Linked DNA regions of Mus musculus: region 1 is linked to region 2. The links are chromatin loops, found by intact Hi-C in ENCODE. Cell type or tissue: left cerebral cortex. All regions are shown on one strand. Each heading gives the region's core, and the rest is flanking DNA. Links, peaks and the distances in the headings are about the cores only.

Evidence for each region. Hi-C counts contacts between places; a loop is a spot of excess contacts. Peaks named below come from ENCODE experiments on the same cell type or tissue, not always from the same donor. Only the 100,000 strongest peaks of a DNase experiment are listed, where the experiment ranks them.
Region 1: it touches region 2 in a loop (2.3-fold over the local background); 1 of 42 quality-filtered maps calls a loop at or near these places.

What each region holds. Positions count from the first base shown.
Region 1 is chr11:59,816,752-59,822,722 of GRCm38, forward strand. Cops3 (COP9 signalosome subunit 3) reads right to left here. Exons shown (of 12, transcript NM_011991.1): 9 at 4,549-4,635; 10 at 3,254-3,367; 11 at 1,668-1,748; 12 at 1,053-1,357. The coding sequence ends at 1,304. It overlaps Gm16062 (predicted gene 16062), which reads left to right. Exons shown (of 2, transcript NR_045686.1): 2 at 1,152-1,611. Among named protein-coding and RNA genes, the nearest start is that of Gm16062, 9.7 kb to the left of the region's middle. In left cerebral cortex, for the core only: no CTCF peak of the experiment used is centred there; DNase peaks (open chromatin) are centred at 2,890, 3,967 and 4,905.
Region 2 is chr11:59,766,755-59,772,725 of GRCm38, forward strand. Mprip (myosin phosphatase Rho interacting protein) reads left to right here. Exons shown (of 24, transcript NM_001368931.1): 19 at 1-133; 20 at 1,201-1,320; 21 at 2,459-2,545; 22 at 3,130-3,292; 23 at 4,863-4,948. Gm51899 (a long non-coding RNA gene) reads right to left here and starts at 2,500. Exons shown (of 2, transcript XR_003949691.1): 1 at 2,417-2,500; 2 at 602-1,780. In left cerebral cortex, for the core only: a CTCF peak has its summit at 3,760 (motif pointing left); a DNase peak (open chromatin) is centred at 2,749; H3K27ac peaks cover 222 bases.

The DNA.
Region 1 (5,971 bases), core at 942-4,941, 50 kb after region 2:
TAAAGCCAAGGAACTGTCTATCATCAGACTACACAGCGCTATCTGCTGAGCCACCTCACCAGTCTGAGAAACGTTTTTTAAAGACTAAATCTGTGTGTTGCACGTGTGGGCCCATGTGGATGCAGTGGGGACCACACAACGCATGAAGACGTTGAGTATCTATCTCATCCACCACTTTCTACCTTACTCCCGAGGCCTTTGGCTAGGCTGGTTGGCCAGTGACAATCACAGTGGGAACCACTTGTCTTTGCTGTGGTTACAGAACACACAGCAATGCCCAGCTCTGTACATGGGGATTTTAGCTCAGGTCCTACTCCTGGCTCTGACCCACTGAGCCATCCCCAGCAGCAAACTTAAGGCACTTTAATCTGTCCATAGGTCACCAATGCTCCCACTGTCGAGAGCTAGCTCAGTGACTTCTGGCCCAAAGTGTAACGGGGCTAGGAACAAAATCTAAAAAACTCTGCAAAGTACCTGAAGATGGTTTCAAGAAGAAAAGGGGCTATAAAATAGTTCAATGGGTAAAGGCACTGAATGCCAAGCCTGACTATCAGTTCATTCTCCAGGGTTCACAAGGTAGAAGGAGAATAACTCTCCTAAGTATATACATACACAAAATAAAACATAATTTAAAAAGAATGTTAGAGCCAGGTGGTGGTGGTGCATACCTTTAATGCCAGCACTTGGGAGGTAGAGGCAGGCAGATCTCCAAGTTCAAGGCCAGCCTGGTCTACACAGGGAGTTCTAGGACAGCCAGGGCTACACAGAGAAACCCCATCTTAAAGAATCAAATACAGAAAGAAAAGTAGAAAAGAGGGAAAGCCTTGAGGTGGCAGAAACGACGCACGTCAGGTGCAGGAAGATGGCAAAAACTACACACGTCAGGGGTAGGAGCCGACAGTGTCCCACAGCTTACATCCACCTACAAGGGGATGCTAACGCTTCAGTGCAGACCTCGCGCTCCCAGCCAATTATTCTATTCACAATGAAATGTATCATTGGAACCTTTGCGAGAGGAAAAAGTGAGAGAACACACATTAACATTCAAGGGGTTAAACAAAAAGGTAACTTTAATGCAGTAATAACAATCTGAGGATAAATAAATCCACAACAGACTCTAAAGTAGGATTTTTTTTTTCCTTTCTTTGCAGAGAATGGTTTTCTGAAAGCAATAGGACTGCAGATGTTAAACTGAATTTCTGACTGTCCAGGAGGAACCGGCATGGAACCCGCATGGTACTTCCTGCTGCGCTCTTCACACTTGCCAGGCCAAGGTTCTGTTACCTCAAGATGGGGGTTAGTTTCAAGAGTAGCTGGAGGGCTTGTTTCCTGAGTCATCTTCTTGTGAGCCCATGCTCTGTGAAGGAGAAAGCAAATAGTGTGTTTGTGACCAACTCTATCAAGAGGACTCTTGTGAAAGCAGCATGCCAGCTCCCCAGCCTGTCTCTGCAGGAACTACCACAGAACAACAACAGGCAACCTGGGCCTTCCCTAAGCACACTTAGAGGAGTTCCTGAACATATCTTAAAAGTTATTTCTGTGAATTTATGGGAACTGGTTTTCAAGGACAATGAGCAACTTCACATTTAATAAATGAACCAAGTTCTTGTACCTGCTGTAATGTCTTTCCTCCTCCACCCACTTCAAATGAGGAGCACCCTGTTTACCTTTTGAACAAACTGGGGGTTCACCGTGATCTCCTGGTCCATAGCCTTCAGTCGCTCATCCAGCTCTATGCATTTTAGCATCTGTGCAAGAGTCATATAACCATGGTTAGCAATAGGCTTTGGTCACTCACATTTGTAACCGACTATTAGTGGGGGGTTAGAAACTTAGTCACCCTCTGAAAACCCTCAGCTAAGGGGTTATGAAATCAAATTATTTGGATTCAAGAGTAAATACGTGAGCTAGAAGGTGGTGGCACACACCTTTAATGCTAGCACTCAGGAGGCAGAGGCAGGTGGATCTCTTAGTTTGAGGCCAGCTTGGTCTACAGAATGAGTTCCAGGACAGCCAGATCTACACAGAGAAACCCTGCCTCACCCACCCCCCCAAACCCAAAACAAATAAAAAAGAGTGGTGGGGGGAGAGATTCTATGTACTGCAGCATAATACCCAAGTTGAAACAATACCAGCAGACAATCCCATTAGCATTCTTCTCACGGGGGAAAAGTTGCAGGTGTCAGGCTCTCTCCTTCCACCATGGAAGTCCCAGGAACTGAACTCAGGTCCTCAAGCTTGGCAGCACATGCTTTTCCCACTGAGCCATTTTGCCAGTCCCCAAACTAAGGTTATCATTTTAGGTGACATTTTGATACCCACAAGTTATAAAAGGGAGTAGTGACAAAGTTCTGCTTTTACCACGAGGAACTAATATAGGGAATGCATTCTACATTGCCATGGGTTATTTTTAGGATTCTTGGGATTTTTTTAAAAAACATGTATGAGTACTTAAGTGCACTAAGTGAACCGTATGTGTGCAGTGTCTCCAGAAGATCTGATCTGATCTGAAGAGGGCATCAAATCCATTCGAACTGGGTTTACAGACGGTTGTGAGCTGCCTTGTGGGTGCTGGGAACTAAACCCAGATCCTTCAGATGAGCAGGCAATGTTCTTAACTGCTGAGCCATCTCCATTCCCAGCCTATCCTGGGAATTTGCTGTTGGTTCTGGTGTTTTCAGACAGTCTTGCTACTTAGGGTTGGCCTTGGCATCAATCATCTGCTTCCCAAGCACCAGGCTCAAAGAAACCGGCAACCACACACAGCTTTTAGTTCCTTATTTAACACGAACTCACTCATTTCCTTCCTTCAAAGTAAGAAACACACTGTCTAGATGAACCTACTCATCCCCAGAACCCAAAGCAACAGTCAAGAGCAGCAGGCCGCACACACAGGCTGTGGCTATTTGCTGACACGGCACCCCTAGATGCCCAGGACACTGCTGCTGCTGCTGCCCCAGAAGGTATCGTTTGCTTCCCACCTGGACACCCACAGAAACAAGTCCACACACTGGCAGTTGTGGTAAAGCACAGGTAGAATACTACATCCTTTGAATGGCTTTGGAGTTAAAAGTAGGTTTGATAATCTACTTGGGAAATCTAACCTCCCATTTAGTTAGCCACCCAAACAATCTAGAAGAGTTTCCAGCAGACCGGTCCTTTTGTGTTCAGGCTGGGAACTAAACAGGCTATCCTGGAGCACTCAGAAGTTTAATCACCTGTCAGACATGCCCAACCCAAGCAGCTTGCTTACCTCTTGGTCGATGTTATGAAGCATGGCTGGGTTATTATACTTCTCAGGGTTATCATGGAAACTGACCATTCCATCCTTCTGGTTAATACTTGCAAAAATTTCTCCATCTTCTATCTGAAAAAAAAAAAAAAAAAAAAAAAAAGGAGAAAAAAGAAAGATAGGAAACCATGAAAATTTAGACCTGAACATAAAGTGGGTGGATATAACCAAAGATCCAAAAAGCAATGCAGTCACACCTCAGACTTGTGACCCTTCTACCTCAGACACTGAGGTCTGGAATCATAGGTCTGGCTACTTTCAAAACAAAACAAAAGAACACAACAAAAGGTGTATGGATGCTTTGCCTGTGGAGGGTAAGCCACTGAACTATAGCTACAGACGGCTGTGGGCCACCATGTGGATGGCAGGACTCAAACCTAGGTCCTTTAGAAGATCATTCTCTCCAGTTCAATTACATATCTATTTTAAGTGTTATCTATTTAGCCAGTGTTTCCTAAATGCTATATGCTAGATATCATTAGAGATGCCAAGTGGATCAAAGCTGACATTCAAACACAAAATCCTCCTGCTTCATGCTCCTGGATTGCTTGGATTGTAGCAAAAGCCACTGTGCCCAGATTTGCAGTGTGACTAATGTTTAGCCCACTTCTGAGCAATGGAACTAAGCTACCTAAAATGGCTGTTGCTTGACTTAGAAGGGACAGTAGACAGTGTTAATAAGATAGCAGCTCCAACCCAAAGCATACTAATTAGAATTCAGAAGTTTCTCACCATACATGTTATTGCAGACTTAAACTATATCTGGACCATGGTTCACCACAATAGTACTTGTAACAATCAGAATAGAAACCAATCCAAATGGCCACATAGTTAGGATAGAAAGGTACACTGTAACACAACAGTCTGAAAATAGACTACCTACAAATGTATCTACATGCATGGCTCTTAAAAAGCATGCAGTGTACACCATTTATATAAAGCTCAAAACAAACACAACTAAACAAGCTGTTAAGAGTTAGGATATCACTGAACCTCCTTGCTAGGTGGTAGAAGCAAATACACACATGTGCTTTGTATTCTGTCTCTTTAAGGATGTCCGCATCTGCTGGGGGGGGGGGGGGGGTTGCGGCGGCGGCAGCGCACGCCTTTAATCCCAGCACTCAGGAGGCAGAAGCAGGCGGATTTCTGAGTTCGAGGCCAGCCTGGTCTACAAAGTAAGTTCCAGGACAGCCAGGGCTATACAGAGAAACCCTGTCTTGAAAAACCAAAAAAAAAAAAATTTAAGATACACTTACCATGTGTAGAACATATTTTTCTGCCTCCTGTGGTCCAGATAACTGTACACGGCTTGCCATATCTTGTAATGATAGTGTTAAAAAAGTCTGAAAGTCAGAAGTAAATTAATCACATGTAGAAATGTAAAAAAGGTATGAACTGTGTTCAGTATTCTTTCTATTGCTACATAAAATAAAATTTTCTTCGTGAAAATGACTTGCTGCTGAGTGATGACTTACACTTCCTGAGTGTAAGTGCCTGCAGCCAGGCTGACAACCCTAGTTCAGTCCCTACACCTAAGGGTGGAGGGAGACCCACTGGTTCCCATGAAGTGTTCTCTGCTTTACACCGATGTGCGCAAGCACACCCCCACACACCTACACACCCCCACACACACTTTTTTCAGCGACTTGAATGAAACCAGTGATCTTAGCTGTTACTCTCAGGCAGAGTAAGGAGATAGTCAGTTTCCTATACATATGCAACATTTTCATAAGAAAGAAAGAAACAGCTCAGGTTTCAGAAGTCAGAAGATCTAGGGCTATTCAAATGTTGAAAAGGAAACCAAAAGGGACATCCATCCTAGGGAAAATGCTCATTCTAACATCAGGAGGAAAACCATACACCACAGGGAGACTGCCTTCCCACTGGGGCTAGTGAGAGAGTGCCTGCAGTTAAGTATCTGTGATACAGGCTTAGGATGCCATGGAAAAGAGGTTCAGGACATACTGAGGGGAAGACCAGGAGAGAGCAGAATGCTCCTAATGACAAATGACTCTCTTCACAAACACACATAAGAGACATGAGAGGAATCTAAGTCTACTGTCCGGCCTGGCATGGTTGAACAAACCTTTAATCCCAGCACTCCAGAAGCTGAGACAGACGGATAGATCTCTGTGGAGTTCAAGGCTGCCCTAGCTTGGTGGGAAGGTTCTAGGTCATAAAGGGCTACACAGTGAGACTTTGTCTCAAACAACCAACCAACCAATGTCCAAACAGTGACAGAAAGTAACCTCTCTACAATGGATGAGGCAGATAAAATTCCCAACAATGGCCACTGTACCTGGCCACCTTGAGACAGAGATCCCATCGCAAACATCAATACACACAAGTCTATCTGCTGAGGCTTCTATGAATAGCTTCTTTGTGATTTGCTAGTAAGAAAGAGGCTTCATTCGTCTAGAAACTTCGTTTTCTTCTGCTACTATTACTGCAGCACTACCTCACTCTATGGTGGTCTTCCCCTAGATGCCCTGGACAGCACTCATAAACTCTATGTTATCATCTACCGTGAGCTGCCCAGGAAGGACCTGGACACAATGAATGAGCTGCTTGCCTCAGCTCTGCTCAGACCACTTTAGGACCCTGTTTATTTGATCAAATTCTTTTTTCTTAAAATTTTAATTTTTTTTATAATTTTATTTTTATATTTGTGTGCTTATT
Region 2 (5,971 bases), core at 1,263-5,262:
GCTGGAAGTCCTTTCAGAGCAGTACTCCCAAAAGTGCCTGGAGAATGCACACCTAGCCCAGGCGCTGGAGGCCGAGCGTCAGGCCCTGCGGCAATGCCAGCGTGAGAACCAGGAGCTCAACGCCCACAACCAGGTAAGGCCAAAAAGCTAAGCCCCACCTTCATTTGGGCTACTGGCCATGATACTACCACATCTGCCCTTCCTGAGACTTAAGAATCTGGTGACTTCTCTGAATCTCTAGTCCTCTAGTTGAAGTATCTCAGAGTTGGGGTCTCTGTCCTGCAGTGCTGGGCTTACTCTCTCACATTTGTTTCTATAAGTCATGTTCTTAAAATTTAGTGCTCCTTAGAAAATTGGGGTTCACTAGAATCCCAGATGAGTGGGATATGATACTGAGTTCAATATAAGCTCTTCTATCAACACCCTATTTTTGCCTGCTCCGTCTGTCATGCTTGCCCTCTGTGCCTTCTCAAACCACACTGCACTGTGGGTGTAACTACTTGGGAGTCACTGAACCACTGCAGTGGCTTGAAGAAGAGCACTTACCAGTCAGAAAGGCGTGAGAAATTGGAGGGACAGAAGTAGAGTAATCTTTGGGAGCTCAAGTGGGAAAAGATAACACTGCCCACAGCAGAACGATTTTAATTTTAAGATCCATGGAATCTTCGCTCTAGAGACACAATTGGCATTTTGCTGCTATGAGTTCTGAATCAGTTCTGAATTCAGCTGACCAAACATAGCAAATGTTCCAGGGAGGAAAACAGTCATTTGCAGTGGACATCTACTATTTTCTTATCCCTCCTCCCTGCATAATACGTTACAGCTAAGGACTTAGGAATTGTGTGGATGGTACTGGGTATTAGACATAATGTAGAGACAGCCTATTGTATATGGGAGGATTATGCAGATATTGTATGCCATTTGTAATGGGACTTGAACATCCACAGAATTTGGTGCCTAATAGAGGTCTCAGAACCAATTTCTGACAGGTTATAAGTCCTCACATAGCCTCACAACCTATATGAACAGCTTTTATGTATCCTTAAATGTCTACCTTAAACATAGCACTGAACATGCACAAGGCTTGGGGGCTCCATTCTTAGGCCTCTGTACGCTACTGGTTAAGAAGTGACCTTCTCTAGTGTCTTATGCAACTGTGTGTGGGGATGGTCACTGTTGTGTTGTGCTGTTGTCCCCCAGGAGCTGAATAACCGCCTGGCTGCGGAGATCACACGGTTGCGGACACTACTGACTGGAGACGGTGGTGGGGAGTCCACTGGGTTGCCTCTCACACAGGGCAAGGATGCCTATGAGTTAGAGGTACTGTAAGAAGCAAGGCACTGCCTTATTCAGGAGCTCCTGGGTCATACTAAAGCTCTTTATCTTAGAGTCATTGAGGGACCAGATTTTAAGAAAAGGCCAGAAGGGTACAGTTCAATAGAAGAATGCCTGCTTACATGCAAAACTCTGGGTTCATCTCTAGCTCTGTAGCAGCTACAAGAAAAGAAAGCTTCAAGCTAACTTTTGAAAGCTATGGGAAGGCCCAAAGTCATTGGTTAGCTGACAAGTACCCTGAGGTCCACAGGCAGAAACAGGGGTCCCTCTAGATGCCATGAGGATCTTCAGGGCTACAGGAATCCTGCTGTTCTCAGATTCTATTATGACTTAACTTCTCGGAGTCCAGGATGTTTGTTTTCAATCACAACAGCTCATTCTGCAGTGGCAAGCACATGTACTCCCAACTGCTTAGGAAGCTGAAGCAAGAGGATTCCAGAGAAGGCTAGAAAGAAAAAGCAAAAGCAAAAAACAACCGTTGAAAGAGGGAGAGAGAAAGGAAAGACTCTAATTCTCACATATTAGAGTTCTCAACATGTGGGTTGAGAGTCCCCCTGGGGCACACGTCAGATATCATACCTATTATATATTTATATTACAATTCATAACAGTAGCAAAATTACAGATATGAAGTAGCAGCAAAATAATTTTATGGTTGAGGGTCAGCACAACATGTATTAAAGGGTTGCAGCATTAGGAAGTTTGAGAACCACCAAATGAGGATGTAGGGCATCCTCAAGAGGACCCCAGTTAGGTTAAGGTTTTCCTTTATAGGTGACTCAGACAAGTGAACAAGAGGAGCTGGCTAGGGTGGGCAGAAATTCCTATAGGAACAGTGTATCTAGACCTTGACAGCTACATCTCCGGGAGCAAGCAAGTCAGTAGTGGGAACTCAGTGTAGTCCTCATGCCTCTGGACTAGCAAGGCTAACAGTATTTTCCCCTTTCCATTTCTGTAGAAGCACTGAGCAGTATTTAAGTCGTGTGTTCTGTTTAGTGTCAGTAAGGGTTGGCTCTCTTCCCCGAAATGTACAAAGCAACTGTCTGCCAGCCATGCTCTGTATATGCAGACTACAGGATACCTGGTTCCTGAGAGTCAGTCCTCATTTTCCCTCTTCTTATAGGTCTTGTTGCGGGTCAAAGAGTCAGAAATCCAGTACCTGAAACAGGAGATCAGCTCCCTCAAGGATGAACTCCAGACAGCCCTGCGGGTAAGGGCCAAGGGTGTGGAGGCAGGACAAAGAGGGGTGAAAGCTGAGAGGTCTGACCAGGTCCTGCTGGGCTCACTTTTTCATGGCAGGACACTCTACAAGATTGCAGTCCTAAAGTCAGGTTCCCTTAAAATACCAGCGTCTGAGCATATGCCTCAGAAGTAGGGCAGTCAGAAGGAAGCCTCTAGTCAGGCGGTGGTGGGTCTGTGTTTCCATGCATTTGGATAGGTACAGTAACACAGAGTGCTATGTGGGTGAAGTGAGGCTTGGTCTGCCATTTAGGCTGGTCTAGTTGGACCCATCTCAAAGGAATTTCTGGAGTCAGAAAGTAATGATGGAATCCTTGGTGTGATCAGGTCACTTAACAAATCTAAAACCTAGAGGCTCTCCCTGACTGACTTCCACAAGGAACTGTTAGACAGTCAGGACCACAGCAGGCTTGCCCCCTGTAGTCATCTACTTCCTGCATCATGTTTTCTTTAGTGTTCAGTCTTTGCCTCAGAGAGGGAGGGTACAGGGCCATTTCCGAGTGAGTCTGACACCCTGTCTGCAGCCGCCACTCACTTGTGCCTTTATCTGTCCAGGATAAGAAGTATGCTAGTGACAAGTACAAAGACATCTACACTGAGCTCAGCATTGCCAAGGCCAAGGCTGACTGCGACATCAGCAGGCTGAAGGAGCAGCTGAAAGCAGCCACAGAGGCACTGGGCGAGAAATCTCCTGAAGGCACTACTGTGTCAGGATATGGTGAGCGATCTGGGTGCTCCTCGTGAAGATGTTTTGGCACTTGAATCAAACCCAAAAAACTGTCTTGAGCCATCCCAAATCTCCTTTAGGCCCACATGCACGGGCTCCCCCGCGAGCTGCTCCTCCCATATCCTGCAGCTCCTTTACACAGAGCTGCTTCCATAGAAACAAGGGGTCATACTATCTGTTTCTGAAAAACTTAAGCAGGTAGGGGGAGTTCTTGCTAGTTCCTTAATCTAAATGTTTAGCCATAAAATCTTTGAGGGCCACAGGCAAGCAGAACAGAAGGAACCTACAGCCTGTTCAAGAACAACAAAACTGACCTGTTTTTGTGCTGGCTGAAAAGATCCAGGCACGGACTGGAGAGATGGCTCAGTAGTTAAGAGCACTGACTGCTCTTCCAGAGGTCCTGAGTTCAAATGGTGGCTCACAACCATCTGTAATGGGGGTCCGATGCCCTCTTCTGGTGTGTCTGAAGACAGCAACAGTGTACTCACATACATGAAATAAATAAATCTTTAAAAAAAAAAAAGAAAAGAAGAAGAAGAAGAATTATTGGAGAAAATATCCAGGTATTGTGCAGCACAGCGGGGAAAGAGGCTGCTGAGCCACGTACTGTTGGATTCTTTCTGATAACTGACGAGTTCATCTTAACTTCATCATGACCCTTTCTTTATAAAAGCCCCGCAAACTGAAAATCTGTTCAAATCCCCTAATATCCCTGTAACTGAACATTCCTTCAGCAAATTCAGGAACAGTATCCATGACAGCATTCAAATGTGCCTGCTGGGACAGTCCTCTGTGTTGCTCATGGGACACAGACACGGCTGTTCTGGAAGGCTGCTGACAACAGCACAGTTTACAGTCTAGCTCACTGTAAAACGGTGATCACCATGGTCACTGGGTAGGAAGCCAAGAAGCTGAGGCATTAGAGGGAGGAAGTGTGTGTTCTTTTGTCCTGCCGTGATAACTAACCTCGGAAGAGTATTCACAGAGTACTGCATCTGTAGACAAGTGCCACACATTGCCGAGTGCTAAGCATCATCCATGGACAGCCGTGCACACAACAGTCCACTCAGCGGTGCAGACTGACTGTGGGAAGACAGGGAGGTGTTTTTATGTTGATGTAAAGAGAATTTTTTGAGATTTGAGTAAACAAGGAAAGCCCCACACCCTGACATACTTTGTGGTATGGCCCAGTGTACACCTTTGTCATTTGTGTTTAAGACATTCTAAGAGCTGTTTTCTTGATGGGTGGATAATGAAAAGAATATGGACTGATTCCTTTTGATACTAGTCCTGTGTCAGAAATCAGCTAGAGATAATGAGGCCAGTTGGTATGCCCAGAAGTCAAGGTCTAATTCCAGAGTAGGAGATCCTATCCTTTGTTAACAGTATTATGTGTGTAGCTTAAACCCCAGTGGGAACCCAGTGCTCCAGTGCTTGGTTGGTTATTGGATTTAGGAAATGTATGGGTGCACTATGCTAGTGAACTCAGAACCTCCCATATGTTCTGTTTGGTTCACAAGATTGTAGAAAGCAAAAGTAATGAGTCTTTTTGTTCCTTCAGACATAATGAAATCTAAAAGCAATCCTGACTTCCTGAAGAAAGACAGATCCTGTGTTACCCGGCAACTCAGAAACATCAGGTCCAAGGTGAGTGAGGTCCAGCTTATAGATGAGGTGGGACTAGATGATGCTGGCAAGATCAAACCCAGTACAGGCACTACAGTGCAGGCCCTAGCCCAGCCATGTAGTCACAATGTTCAGATGATTCTAGTGGCTTCAAGAACCATGTTCCATGTCAGCAGAACCATCTCAGGGCCAGGGCTTCAAGAAGCAAGACATGAAGAGATTCGTGTCTCATACGAATCTTGAGCCTCTCAGAAGGTGGGGTAAATCTGACCTCTTGGCTCCACTGTATGTCTGTTCACTGCACATCTCTGTAATCACACTGACGCTGCCAACCTTGGAGAAATGAAGTCAAGGATCCCAGTGTGCTCTCAGATGGATGTGTCTGGGGGGTGGGGGAGAGGGCCTGGCCAGCGTGCTGCATTTAGAACTGATTGTGTGTGTGTCTTATTTTTTGCTCTTTCCTCTGACAGTCCGTAATTGAGCAGGTCTCATGGGATAACTGAGTCGCGCCCGCTTCCAAGTCCCCTGTCGTATAGGTAAACCACTTCTCACTCTGCCCACTGCCCTCACAGGCGGCTCTGCATGCACTCTCACACCTCCATAGCACATCTCTATGTAATTATCTTCACTCATCTTTCTCTGACAAACACACACCCAGTCTACATGAGATCTCAATAACTGTCCTGGAAGTTGGCACTCTAACCTCTCCACAGAGCTGAGCCTGCCCAAGGCCTCCTCATCTTGACGGGTGGGCACAATCCAGCATGCATACTGGGTGACTTGCACGACACTGAGCTCCTGTCTCCTGTCTTGGAAACAAATTGCAGGGAGATAGTAGATACCCACTGAGTCTGGCAAGCACTGCACTCTCATGAAAGACCTCAGATAACCAGGTGGTAACAAGGCTGTTTTGGGGAGACCCCTGCAGATAGCCAGGTGGTAACAAGGCTGTTTTGGGGAGACCCCTGCAGATAGCCAGGTGGTAACAAGGCTGTTTTGGGGAGACCCCTGCAGATAGCCAGGGGGTAACAAGGCTGTTTTGGG